2 separate regions of the Homo sapiens genome follow, and region 2 is linked to region 1. Evidence: chromatin contacts called from ENCODE Hi-C or POLR2A ChIA-PET data. All regions are on one chromosome and are shown on one strand. The core of a region is the stretch at or near the end of the contact, and the rest is flanking DNA. Distances in the headings are between cores, read along the strand shown.

Region 1 (6,334 bases), core at 2,643-5,142:
GAAAGTACTTTTGTATGTTTTAGGTTAAAAATAAAAATATAAGGATATATGTGAACATTAAAAAAAATTTAGGCCGGGTGCAGTGGCTCACGCCTGTAATCTCAGCACTTTGGGAGGCCGAGGTGGGCAGATAATGAGGTCAGGAGATTGAGACCATCCTGGCTAACACGGTGAAACCCCGTCTCTACTAAAAATTAGCTAGGCTTGGTGGTGGGTGCCTGTAGTCCCAGCTACTCGGGAGGCTGAGGCAGAATGGTGTGAACCCGGGAGGCGGAGCTTGCAGTGAACCCAGCCGAGATCGTGCCACTGCACTCCAGCCTGGGAGACAGCGAGACTCTGTCTTGAAAAAAAAAATTTCTCATTGTAACCAAATTTTTGCTAAACAAAACCAACGCCAGTCCTAAAAGTTTGGGAAGAACATTTCTGAGGGTTTCTCTGAATACCTGTGGACATCCCTTCATGCAGTGACCTGAAGGTTGTGTGTCAATCAAAGTTTCAGACATTCGAATGACACTTTAAATGTCCAATTAATTAGGCAGCTTTGCACAGAAGGGGCCCATGATGAACCCTTTTGTTACCGGAAAGGGGTCCAGATCCAGACCCCAATAGAGGGTTCTTGGATCTCTCAAAAGACAGCATAAAGTGAAAGCAAGTTTATTAAGAGACCAAAGGAATAACAGAATTGGCTACTCCACAGGCAGAGCGGCCCCGAGGGGTCCACTTTTATGGCCATTTCCTGATGATATGCTAACCAAGGGGTGGATTATTCATGAATGTTCCAAGAAAGGGATAGGCAATTCCCAGAACTGAAGGTTCCTCACCACTTGAAACCATATAGGATAACTTCCTGACGTTGCCATGGCATTTGTAAACTGTCATGGTGCTGATGGGAGTGTCTCTTAGCATGCTAATGCATTATCATTATTGTATAATGAGCAGTGAGGACGACGACCAGAGGTCACTTTCCTCGCCATCTTGGTTTTGGTGGGTTTTGGCCGGTTTCTTTACCACGTGCTATTTTATCAGCAAGGTCTTTATGACCTGTATCTTGTGCCGGCTTCCTATCTCATCCTGTGAATAAGAGTGCTTGACCTCCACCGGGCATGATGCCTGTAATCCCAGCACTTTGGGAGGCTGAGGCGGGCGGATCATGAGGTCAAGAGATCGAGACCATCCTGGCCAACATGGTGAAACCCTGTTTCACTAAAAATACAAAAATTAGCTGGGTGTGGTGGCACTTGCCTGTAGTCCCAGCTACTCGGGAGCCTGAGGCAGGAGAATCGCTTTAACCGGGAGGTGGAGGTTGCAGTGAGCCGAGATCACGCCACTGCACTCCAGCCTGGCAACAGAGCAGACCTCCATCTCAAAAAAAATAAAAAAATAAAAAAAATAAAAAAGAATGCCTGACCTCCTGACCTCCTTGGAATGCAGCCCACTGGCAGTAGGTCTCAGCCTTATTTTACCCAGCCGCTATTCAAGATGGAGTCACTCTGGTTTGAATGCCTCGGACACTTTGACCTCTTCTAGCTTCGGATCCCAAAGTGGCTTAACAGGGCAAACCTGTACCCTTGGTAGCCTGGACCAGAAGTAAGTGCTCCCTGCCAAGAAGTACCCTGCTGCTGCCCCCGCCAACTTTGGCTCAGTGTCTGTTTGAAAAGAACTGCATGCTTCTTCCTTTCCGTTTTCATGAACTGAAGAGGGCTGACCCGGCAGCTCTGCAGCCCCAAGCTGGCGGGCAGGTGACGGTGTCAGCATCACAGTCCCAGGCTCCGTCTCGGCTTTTCTTCTTCCCTCCCGTCCGCCCCAGTGGCTCTTCTCCTCCCACAGCTCCCTCACCTCCCCATGGCTGCCACCCCTTCACCCCTCGCCCAGACCTCTTTCCTGCATCCTGTCACCTGAGGGATGAACACTTCTTACGTCCCTGACCCTCGCCGCTCCAGTGCCCTCTGCCAAGACTGGTGCTGCCCTCCACCCACCCCTGGGCCAGGCCCGGGTTCGCCTTCCCTCTGCCTGCCCCTGCTTTCTTCCCTTCCAAACAGGGACAGAGTCGCTCAGGCCCCCGCCACCCTGTGCCTCCCCTTCTGCTTTCATGCCTGGCCCCAAGCCCTCCTGTCAGGACAGAGGGGCTTTCAGGCATTCAGCAAGCACTTAACACCTGCTGTATGCAGGGCACTGTCCCTACTCCGGAAGCTCACGCCAGCCGAGGGGGCGGTGGGTGGTCAGATCAGCTCACACCTGGTCAGTTGACCACAATACCAGGGGTGCTATTGGCGCCTAGGAGTGAGTCTCGGGCCACCTGCCTGACAGAGAGTCGTTAAAGTCAGGTCCTGAGAAGGGGCTGAAGCTGGGCAGGAGGAGAGTGGGGCCAGAGCATTTCGGGCAGAGCAGGTGATGTGTGTGGACACCCGAACCTGAGTGGGGGCCCTGCAGGACTGGAGGGGTGACGTGGGCTCTGCTTTCTTAGAGAGTGGTGGGAGGGGATGAGGCAGGGAGCGGGGATGAGGCAGGGAGCCGGGATGAGGCAGGGCATTCCATTCCTCGGAGCCTTGGGGGGCTTTGGAGGCTTGGAGCAGGGAAGTACTGGGATCCACTCGTGATCTAAGGGCTGAATTTGACACACAGGGGACCCACAGAGAAGCTCCACGCAGGCCGAGGGAAGGCCGCTGCAGTGGCTGTGGAGGCACAGATGAGGAGAGCATGTTCCTTCGAGGGATGTTTAGGAGGCTGGGCCGTGGGGACTTGGTGGTGGACCAGATGGAGGACGGGGGAGAAGCAGGCCACAGGTGACTCCCAGCTGCAGGTTCAAGGCCTCAGGGGGCCAGTGACGCCAGTTCCCAAGACGGGGAACGCCGGGAGCAATGGGCCCGGGAAGGAAGAGAATTGATGAATTTGGGACACGTTCAGCCTGGGACACCTGAGGACAAGTAGGTGGAGATGCTACGCTGGCAGGCAGAAGTGGGGTCCAGGCAGAGGCAGAGGGAGGAGGTGGCTCGCCTGCTAGAGGTCACTGAAGTGAGCCATGGCCAGTGGATGGCACCTGGCAGACCTGCGTGGGAAGGAATGCTCCCCTGCTGAACCCTAATCTCTGGAGCGAGGGAGGAACTTCGTCCTGTGGCAGGCCTGCCCGGCAGTGTTGCTGCATTCCGGGCAGCGGCAGCATCGGGCGAGGGTATGGGGTGGGAAGAGCGGACTCTGGTCTCAGCCCTGAGGAACTCTGCATCTGAGGAACAGGTGGAGGGGAAGCCGGCAGAGGGGGCTGAGCAAGAAACCCTGAGACATGGGGAGGACAAGGCTCTGTCCAGTACCGTAGAAGCCGCAGGAGGAGAGCTTCAGGCCAGGGCAAGCAGCCGAGTCAGAGCAGGGCGGAGGAGTGCCCACTGGACTCAAGTAAGAGGAGGGTGGAGGAGTGCCCCCTGGACTGGGGCCAGAGGAGGGTGGAGGAGTGCCCCCTGGACTGGGGTCAGAGGAGGGAGGAGGAGTGCCCCCTGGACTGGGGTCGGAGGAGGGAGGAGGAGTGCCCGCTGGACTGGGGCCGGAGGAGGGAGGAGGAGTGCCCCCTGGACTGGGGTTGGGGGAGGGAGGAGGAGTGCTCGATGGACTGGGGTCAGAGGAGGGCGGAGGAGTGCCCGCTGGACTCAGGGACACGAGGCCATCGGGGGCTTTGGGGGAAGCAGCTCTGATCATATGATGGAGGCCACACCAGAGTGCACCAGGAGCAAACAAACCCTGAGGCTTTTCCCATGACAAACTGTCCTAAAAAGGAAAGGATAGGCCCATCAATGAAAAGGAGCGTGGAATCCTGGGAAGAGCTGACTGTTCTGTGTTTTCAGATGTGGGTGGTGGAGCACGTGGTCGGTTATGATTGGGGTTGGCTGTGACACTATTTCGTTAGGAGAGAAGTTTAGAGGCCAGCAGTTTGTGGTGGGAATGGCAGCGCCTCTGTCATCAGACACCCACGCTGCCTCTTCCTTTCTGCTCACTGTCCTGGCCACTTCCGCCTGTGTCTCACTGGCCAGATCCCAGACACATGGCCCCACCCCGCTGCTTGGGCTTCTGTGGCCGAGGAGGAAGAGGAGAAGGGAATTGGTGGGTGACTGGCAGCTTCTGCCACATTCCGCTTAAATATTAATGAGAAATGCCAAAGTCACAGAGAAAGGAAGATGGTTTTTGGTTTCAGGTTCCTGAGAAGGCAGGGGTAGGGGGAGAGGCAGCTGTCCAAAGCCCAGGCGAGGAGACCAGGCTTTGGGAGAAGGACAGAAACGGCTTCCATGGCTCCTCTCCTGCGGGAGGGATGAGGGAGGAGGGGCTCGAGTCTGTAGATGTGGCCACAGAGGTCAAAGGCTCTCTGTCTGATGGCTTCTACATCATGAAGACAGCCGGGAGCTCTACCAAGAGTGTGAAGTGTGCAGAACAGGTCAGAGAATTTCAGAGAGTGGAGAAGATACAAAGCCCTCCTTAAACAAGATGGGGAATCAAATGGAGAAGCATGTGGGGGTTGCAGGTTAGTTCAAGATAGAACTCAAGAGCGCAGTTGACCAGGTAGATGTGGGCTTCCAGCAGGCTGGGAAGTTGGGGAGTGGACTCCCAGTAAGGCCAAGGAACAGCCTCGGAGGAGCCACTGGGCGGGCAGCTTGGAAGAGGGGCCAGCTCAGGAGGTGGGTGACTGGAATTCGGATTTGGGAGATGGTGCATTCCGAGGCAATGTCCAGGCTGTCCCTGACTGTGAGTGGAGCTGATGGCTGAGATGGAGGGAGATGATGTGGTGGAGAAGAGGAGGTGGAAGACCCAAGAAGCCAGGGCACCAAATGGGTCATCCACATGGCACCTGAGTTGTTTAGGATTGGGGCAGGAATTGGGCGTGAGCAAGACATAAAACAACGTCCTCGCAGCTCTGCTCGGCTCAGGGCTGTGAAGAGGCTGCCATGGGAAAGCAGTCGTGAGTTGGGTGTGTGACTCCCAAGCCCTGTATGGGACCCCAGGTGGTCTCCTGCGCCCATCCCTCCCCTCACTGGCCCAGCCTACCCAGGACTTCCACGGGCATCTGCTTCCCTCAGCTCAGAACCCCCAGCTCCACCCTTTGTAAGTTAAACTCCCAAACCCTAGCCTGGCGTTTGAGGACGCCTTTACCTGCAGAGTGCCGTGGCTCAGAGCAAAGACCCCTGATTCCGACCCCCTGGGTCTATTCTTGTGCCTGCCACTTAATATATGTGGGGCCTCAGCCAAGTTAACAAACCGCTTTGTGCCTCAGTTTCCCTCTATAAGATGGCGATAGTAAAGGACGTCTCTCTAGGGATTAAATGAGGTAACCTACATAAAGTACTTACAGGTGTTAGCTGCTATTTTAACTCCTCCTGGCCTCTTCGCACACGGGGCAGGCTACTGACCTCTTGGACCACTCGGAAGCCTCGCATTTTCCTGACTCCTGCCTCGGAAAGCTCTGCATGCCTTCCTCTCCTCTCTTCCTCAGTACGGAGCACCATGCCTCGGTAAGCTCTGCTATGCTAGTCCAGTGATGACTGGCCTGCCCTTCCCACTCCCACAGCTGGGCCCTAATTCAGGACAGCCTTGCCTCCTACCTGAACTCACACAAGACTGGCCTCGCTCATCTGTGCCCTCCCGCACTTGTTCTGATTCAGCTTATGCCCCCTAAAGAACAGTGGTGGCCTCTAGCCCACCAGGGGTTCCCCACCTCATTCAGAAAGGTGTGGCTCTTTCTTTCCTTTTTCTTTTTTCTTTTCTTTTCTTTTTAAAATTTTGAGATTGGCCGGGTGCAATGGCTCATGCCTGTAATCCCAGCACTTTGGAAGGCTGAAGCAGGTGTATCATCTGAGGTCAGGAGTTCGAGACCAGCCTGGCCAACATGGTGAAACCCCGTCTCTACCAAAAATACAAAAATTAGCCAGGCGTAGTGGCAGGCACCTGTAATCCCAGCTACTTGGGAGGCTGAGGCAGGAGAATTGCTTGAACCCAGGAGGCAGAGGTTGCAGTGAGCTGAGATCATGCTATTGCACTCCAGCCTGGATGACAGAGTAGTACTTTGTCTCAAAAAAAAAAAAAAAATTTGAGATGAAGTCTCACTCTGTTGCCCAGGCTGGACTGCAGTGGCATGATCGCGGCTCACTGCAACCTCTGCCTCCCAGGTTCAAGGATTCTCCTGCCTCAGCCTCCTGAGTAGCTAGGACTACAGGCATGCGCTACCAAGCCCAGCTAATTTTTTTTTTTTGTATTTTTAGTGGAATAGAAGTTTCACTATGTTGGCCCGGCTGGTCTCAAACTCCTGACCTCAAGTGATCTGCCTGCTGTGGCCTCCCAAAGTGCTGGGATTACAGGCGTG
Region 2 (5,786 bases), core at 2,191-4,690, 48 kb after region 1:
TGCACCTGGCCCTGGCAGTGGGCGCACGTTAGGTGGGATTGCTGAAGACAATGGGTGACTGAGGCAGTTACAGGTGTCAGCCCCAGATGAGGCTCCCCAACCTGTACCCTTTACCCTGGAGCTGGCCCCATCTCTCACAGCCCAGTGGTGTACTACCTTAGGTAAGCACCAGTTGCGCCTCACTCTAATGAAAATAATAAAAGCTCAAATGACCAGCACTGTCCTACTGCTTTATACGCATGACCTCAGGTAATGAGAATTAGCCCACATCCATTCATTCCACAAATATTTATGGAGTGCCTACTGTATGCCAGGGATTCTTCCAGGCACTGGGGAGACATTTAAAAAACAATAACAACAACAACAAAAATCTGCGTCTTGTCGGAACTTCCATATACACTTCCACTGGCTACTTCATGGAAACATCTGGAACATCTGATTTTTCTAGTCTTCCCATTACTAAATGTGGCACAAGAACGTAGTCTAAAGGATGTACTTCACCATGCAAAAGCTCTTGTCATTTCAGAAAAGGAAGGAGAATTAAGTAAAATGTACTTCAAGAAAGTCAGTTAAGAATTTTTCCAGTTAATGAAAATTTAAAATGATTGGCTTTCATCTTGCTGTTTTCCAGGGTCCCACTATTAAGAACTCACTCATCCTGTTGTTATTAAGGGTGAAACCCAGACATTTCCTTATGTAAAAGCCAATTAAAATAAATTAAATGCAAATACTGTTTCATTGTCATGTCAGTTTTGAGAACCGGATCAATCAGAGGTTGTGGAAATGCCAAAGTTGTTAAGGCTGTGGTTACCATGACAACAGCTCTATTGTGTAAGTGGTCTGTTATTTGGGAATTCTTCCTTAGGTCAGGCTAACAGTGATGTCATTTCTCAGGGAAGGGGACGGAGTTCTCTGGAGTCAGGTCTGGGGCCAGGAGACCTGGTGAGCAAAAACTGGGGTTCAGCCAGAACTACCAGTTTTGTGACCATGGGAGACAGTCCCTTCCCCTTTTGCCTCAGTTTCCTCGCTTTGGGGATAGCCATTGCACAGCTGTGAGTATATTGTGGCCATTCAGCACTTCTCAAAAGTTGCTGCTCTGCTAAAAAATTTTGGGGATTCCTGATTTGCCGGCTGGTTTTCAGCCTATGTTTTGGGGAAATGCAAATGATAGGAAACCACCCCTGGTCCTGCCTTACCGGTTCTAGCAGACCTTTGGTGAAACTGGGAGTTCTTGGGTCCTCTTGGCTAGTGGCTAGTGAATACCTGCTGGGGGAGGGGGTGTTTGCTTTGCTTTGTGTTGGGGGTGGGGTTGTTATTGGTTTTTACATTTTGTTTGCAATATTGGGTTTGCTGGTTTTTGTGTTTTTTTTTTTTTTTTTTTTTTTTGAGACAGAGTCTCGCTCTGTCACCCAGGCTGGAGTGCAGTGGCATGATCTTGGCTCACTGCAATCTCCACCTCCCAGGTTCAAGTGATTCTCCTGCCTCAGCCTCCCGAGTAGCTGGGATTGCAGGCCTGCACCACCACGCCCAGCAATTTTTTTTTTTTTTTTGTATTTTTAGTAGAGACAGGGTTTCTCCATGTTGGCCAGGCTGGTGTTGAACTCCTGACCTCAAGTGATCCACCCACCTTGGCCTCCCAAACTGTTGGGATTACAGGCGTGAGCCACTGTGCCCAGCCGGGTTGCTGTTTTAGTTGGTTTTTGATTTTAGAGAGAGGGTCTCGCTCTGTGGCCCAGGCTGGAGCACACTGGTGCCGTCGGAGCACACTGGTGCCGTCATAGCTCACTGCAGCCTTGGCCCCCTGGGCTCAGGCGATCCTCCCGACATCGTAATTACATTTTTGCAGGGTTTTCAGTTCACAGGTGTGCTCTCCCACATCCCCATTTAAGTTTACTTATTTTTCAGCCCCAGCCTCTGAGGCTATCATTATTTTACAGACGAGAACACCGGGACTCAGAGGGTGATTTGTCCCTAGTCTCAGGGCTCCAAGGCGGCAGTGCCAGCGTTGGTGGGGGTCCCCAGTGCCAGGCCAGGGTGGCACTGTTCTCCCTGTGCCTCTCTGCTTGTCCCCACTGCCTGCTTCTGCAGAGGCCTGCTCAGAGCAGGTTTCCAGCAACCTTCCTCGCCAGCATCCTGCTAAGCAGGCCCTGGAGGGCGGTTTCCCTGCTTCCCCACACCGGGCCAGAGCTGCCTTGATATTTATTTCAGGGCATCCCTGCAGAGGGAACTGCTAATGCAGTCATGGCTTTAAGACGTCACAAGCCACAGCTGCAGGTGCTTCATCTTAAACATCTGCCTTCCTGGCTGGGAGAAGCCCGGGAGCACCTGCTGCAGGTGTCTTTGCACCTCGGTCCTGCTGGTCCCAGGCCCAGCTGCGGCCAATTAGCACCTCTGTTGGGCACCATGGCCATTTCCTTGCTGCATGGGAGCCGCTGGCCTTTTTCCACTGTGTTGGGGGAAAGTTGTTGGGAAATGAGGAAGCAGTTGGGGATTTAAAAACTCTATGCAGGAAATAGGCTGTTGGGTTAACATTTAAGCCACTGAACAGTCATGGAGTGTTTGCTTGGAAGTGAGGCCCACGAGGCTGCAGAGGGCCATGAGATTCAAGGATGGTGTTCGTCAGGCCTGTCCGTCATCCTCTCTGGGTTCGACACCATCTCAGGGTACTCATGCCTGTTAGGTGCTTGGTGAACAAAGGCATCCCAGACAGAATCAACCCAGAAGGAAGAGGGGTGGGTGGTAAACGTTCGTTAACTTAGCCATGTTCTCTTAGGGTTTCTTCTCAAAATAAGGGCAGATGGGAGATCTCCCTGCCTCAAGGGGTCCCTGGCCAAGGGGCTACAGGCAGATATTGCCCAGTCAGCCCCAGTGAGGTGACAGAAGGCGGGAGGTGGCTTCAGTGTGTTTGAAGGAGGCTGGCATCACAGGTTCTAAAGCAGATGGCAGGAGCCCTGTGGCTGGGCCTGCTTCAGAACCTTGGCTGGCTGCTCCTTGGAGGTGAGGTGGGGGCAGGCAGTGTTGGCTGGAGACTTGTGGGGGGAATTGGCCGCCTGGGGTGCGTGCTGGCCTGCCTGCCTTCCGCTTCCGTGCCATGAGCCCCTTGTTCTCAGCTGTGAAGGTAGGTGAGGCTGCCCTGCACCAGCCAGCAGACTGGGTTAAGGTGGGAATCAAAGGAGAGGAGGTGTTCAGCTGGCTGGAGACCTGCTGAGCCCCTTGCATGAGGAGGGATTTCTGTCCAGCGCCCCTGGTCCTCAAGCTCCTCCTCAGCAGCGTTCATGAGCACAGGGTGTGGGTGTGACTGGTCCCTTTGGGCAGAATCTGAGAGTGCCCCCTTCTCCCTCCCTGTGCATTTGAAAGTTGGCTGGTGCTCGCTGACAGATGCCGAGGCTCCCGTTTGGCAGCTGGCCATGGCAGCCGCTTGTCCTCCACTCTCCCTAGATTTGGCTGAGCTGGGCCCCTGCTGTGCCCCACATGCCCCGGCTCTTTGTCTCGGTTGTCCCTTTGGCTCAGCTCTGGGTGTCGGCTCCTCGGAAGCCCTTCGTCACCCAACCAGAGTGAACTCCTTCTCCCAGGTGGCCAGAGCATGTTGAAGTGACCCTGACTTTCTTCTGTGGGTCCTACATTTTAGCGGGGAGTACAAGTGCCTCTTCACTGCAGCATCTCCTAAGGAAGTGAGCCTGTGGGGAGGTCTCTGATGCTACTGGGAATCCAGCTTCACCTTCCCCCAACTCCTGGGATTTGCAGCCACAGCTAAGAGTGGGAGAACTTTGCCTTGTTTGCATTGCTCCAGATCGTGTTAAACAGAATTTCAAAACATGCATTTTGTAGGTAGTAGTTCTGTCATCCAGAATGTGTAAAGTAACTCTCTAGGTAGCTGTTATGGATGGCCTGCAGGAAGGATCATACCAGTGACTTCTTTTGAGCCCCCTGCCGAGTGGCTAGCGTCAGGTGGGGGATTAGACTCTGGTTCTTTGCTTCCTGGCCCTGTGAGCCCCAGGCAAGTCAGTTAACTTCTTGGAGCCTCAGTTTCCTGACATGCAAATCATACTGACCTGGTAAGGCTATTGTCAGGATTATATGAGCTATTATATCCTAAAGTATATTATATCATACTTTATAGAGCGTAGTATATATTCAACTAACTGCATTTGTGTTAGTTCCTTTATTTTGTTAACATGGGGATCAATGGCTTTTTTTTTCTGATTTGGTATTTATTTTAAGACTAGGTTGGGAACCAATTTTCCATAGTCATCTGTGGGTATAAGTACTCTTACCTTCAGCCAGGACTTAATTTTGGCCAAGAGCCTTGGCTTATTCCAGCAGAGAGTGGAGTTATTTAGAGCCAAACTGTAGGGGACTGAATTCTCTGTGTAGCACTTTCTGCAGACAGTGGTAACATTAATGACTTACTGCATATACATTCATAAGTGGGTGATTTATGGTTAGCCCCGGATCCATAACTTTCATTTCCTGACTGATATATCAGAAGCTTCATGTATAAAGGCGCATTAGATTTAGTAAGTGTAAAAGACTTAAGTTGAGGTCATTTCTGTCCACAAGCTGTTCATGGTGTAGCTGTTCATGTAGCTCAGCTGTGGGAATGGCCTGGCCCTATGTGATGCGGAAAGACAGCCAAGGGGGACAGTGGCACATGCCTGTGGCACTTGGTTCTGTGTGTGGTCTCCTTTGTATCCCCAGGAACTCTCTGCAATAGGAAGGTGATGGCCAGGATCTCATTTTACAGAGGAGGACACTGAGGCCCAGAGAGGTTAAGTGACTTGTCTGAGGGTTAACAGCTCCTGGGTGGCAGGATTTACATTGGCGCTCAGATGCATCTGAACCCCAACCTGGAGTGGTGCCAGCACAGAGCAGGTGTTCAGTAATGTTTGCTGACCTATGTGATGGTTAATATCATGCGTCAGCCTGACTGAGCCAAGGGATGCCCAGGTAGCTGGTAAAGCATAATTTCAAGTTGTGTCTGGGAGGGAGTTTCTGGAAGAGACTGGCACACTGAGTAAGGATCTGCCCTCACCAGTGTGGGTGGATATCATCCAATCATTGAGAACCCAGCTAGAACAAAAATGTAGAGAAAGAGTGAATGTGCTCTCTCTGCTTGAGCTGGGACACCCACCTTCTGCTGCTCTTGGACATGGAGCTCCCGGTTCTCAGGCCTCTGGGCTTGAGCTGGAGTGACTCCACCGGCTCTCCTGAGTCTCCAGCTTGCAGACAGTAGGTCTTGCGACTCTTCAGCCTCCATAATAACATGAACCAATTCCTCATAATACATTTCTGTCTGTTTATTTCTATATATTTATTGGCTCTGTTTCTCTGAAGAACCCTGACTAATACTTCCCCATCTGAACTTTCTCTGCCCCTTTTGTTCGACATGTGGGGGGTTGCTGGGGAAGCTAATTAGAATACAGGTTCCTGCTGACACCCCACCCCCACTCCCTTCCTTCATCAAGATCACTAGTGGTGAGCCTTTAAATGCCTGTAAGCTGTCCGAGGGGTTCTTCCTAAATTAAATTAAATTTTTAATTTTAATTACTTAATTTTTTTGAGATGGGATCTTGCCGTGTTGCCCAGGCTAGTCTCCAACTCCTGGGTTCAAGTGTCCTCCTGCCTCGGCCTCCCAAAGTGCTAGGATTACAGATGTGAGCCGCCACTGTTGGTCTCTAGGGGTTCTTATGCACCTAGAATTTAGAGACTCATTGCTCCAAGCTTCATTGAATCTTTCCTGAACAGTCTTGTGATAGGCGGGATAACTCCCACCCCTCAGATGCTCA

The links. Hi-C counts contacts between places; a loop is a spot of excess contacts on that map. ChIA-PET counts read pairs that join two places held with the same protein, here RNA polymerase II (POLR2A). Pooled maps may share reads with other maps.
Region 2: a pooled map shows a loop between it and region 1 (4-fold over the local background). The contact joins two enhancer-like sites. A Hi-C loop is called at or near these places in 10 of 168 maps with a recorded cell type or tissue (CD14-positive monocyte, CD4-positive, alpha-beta memory T cell, CD8-positive, alpha-beta T cell and 7 more) and 10 of 50 pooled maps. POLR2A ChIA-PET finds 5 or more read pairs at or near these places in 8 of 52 experiments (CD4-positive, alpha-beta memory T cell, GM12878, HepG2 and 5 more).

What each region holds. Positions count from the first base shown.
Region 1 is chr2:10,274,684-10,281,017 of GRCh38, forward strand. It overlaps the pseudogene RN7SL66P. Among named protein-coding and RNA genes, the nearest start is that of HPCAL1, 25 kb to the right of the region's middle. Within about 2 kb of position 3,893, at least 14 of the 41 ENCODE cell types and tissues checked have a DNase peak (open chromatin) inside an H3K27ac peak, as active enhancers do.
Region 2 is chr2:10,323,455-10,329,240 of GRCh38, forward strand. The region is part of intron 1 of HPCAL1 (hippocalcin like 1); the gene reads left to right. Among named protein-coding and RNA genes, the nearest start is that of HPCAL1, 23 kb to the left of the region's middle. Within about 2 kb of position 3,441, at least 8 of the 41 ENCODE cell types and tissues checked have a DNase peak (open chromatin) inside an H3K27ac peak, as active enhancers do.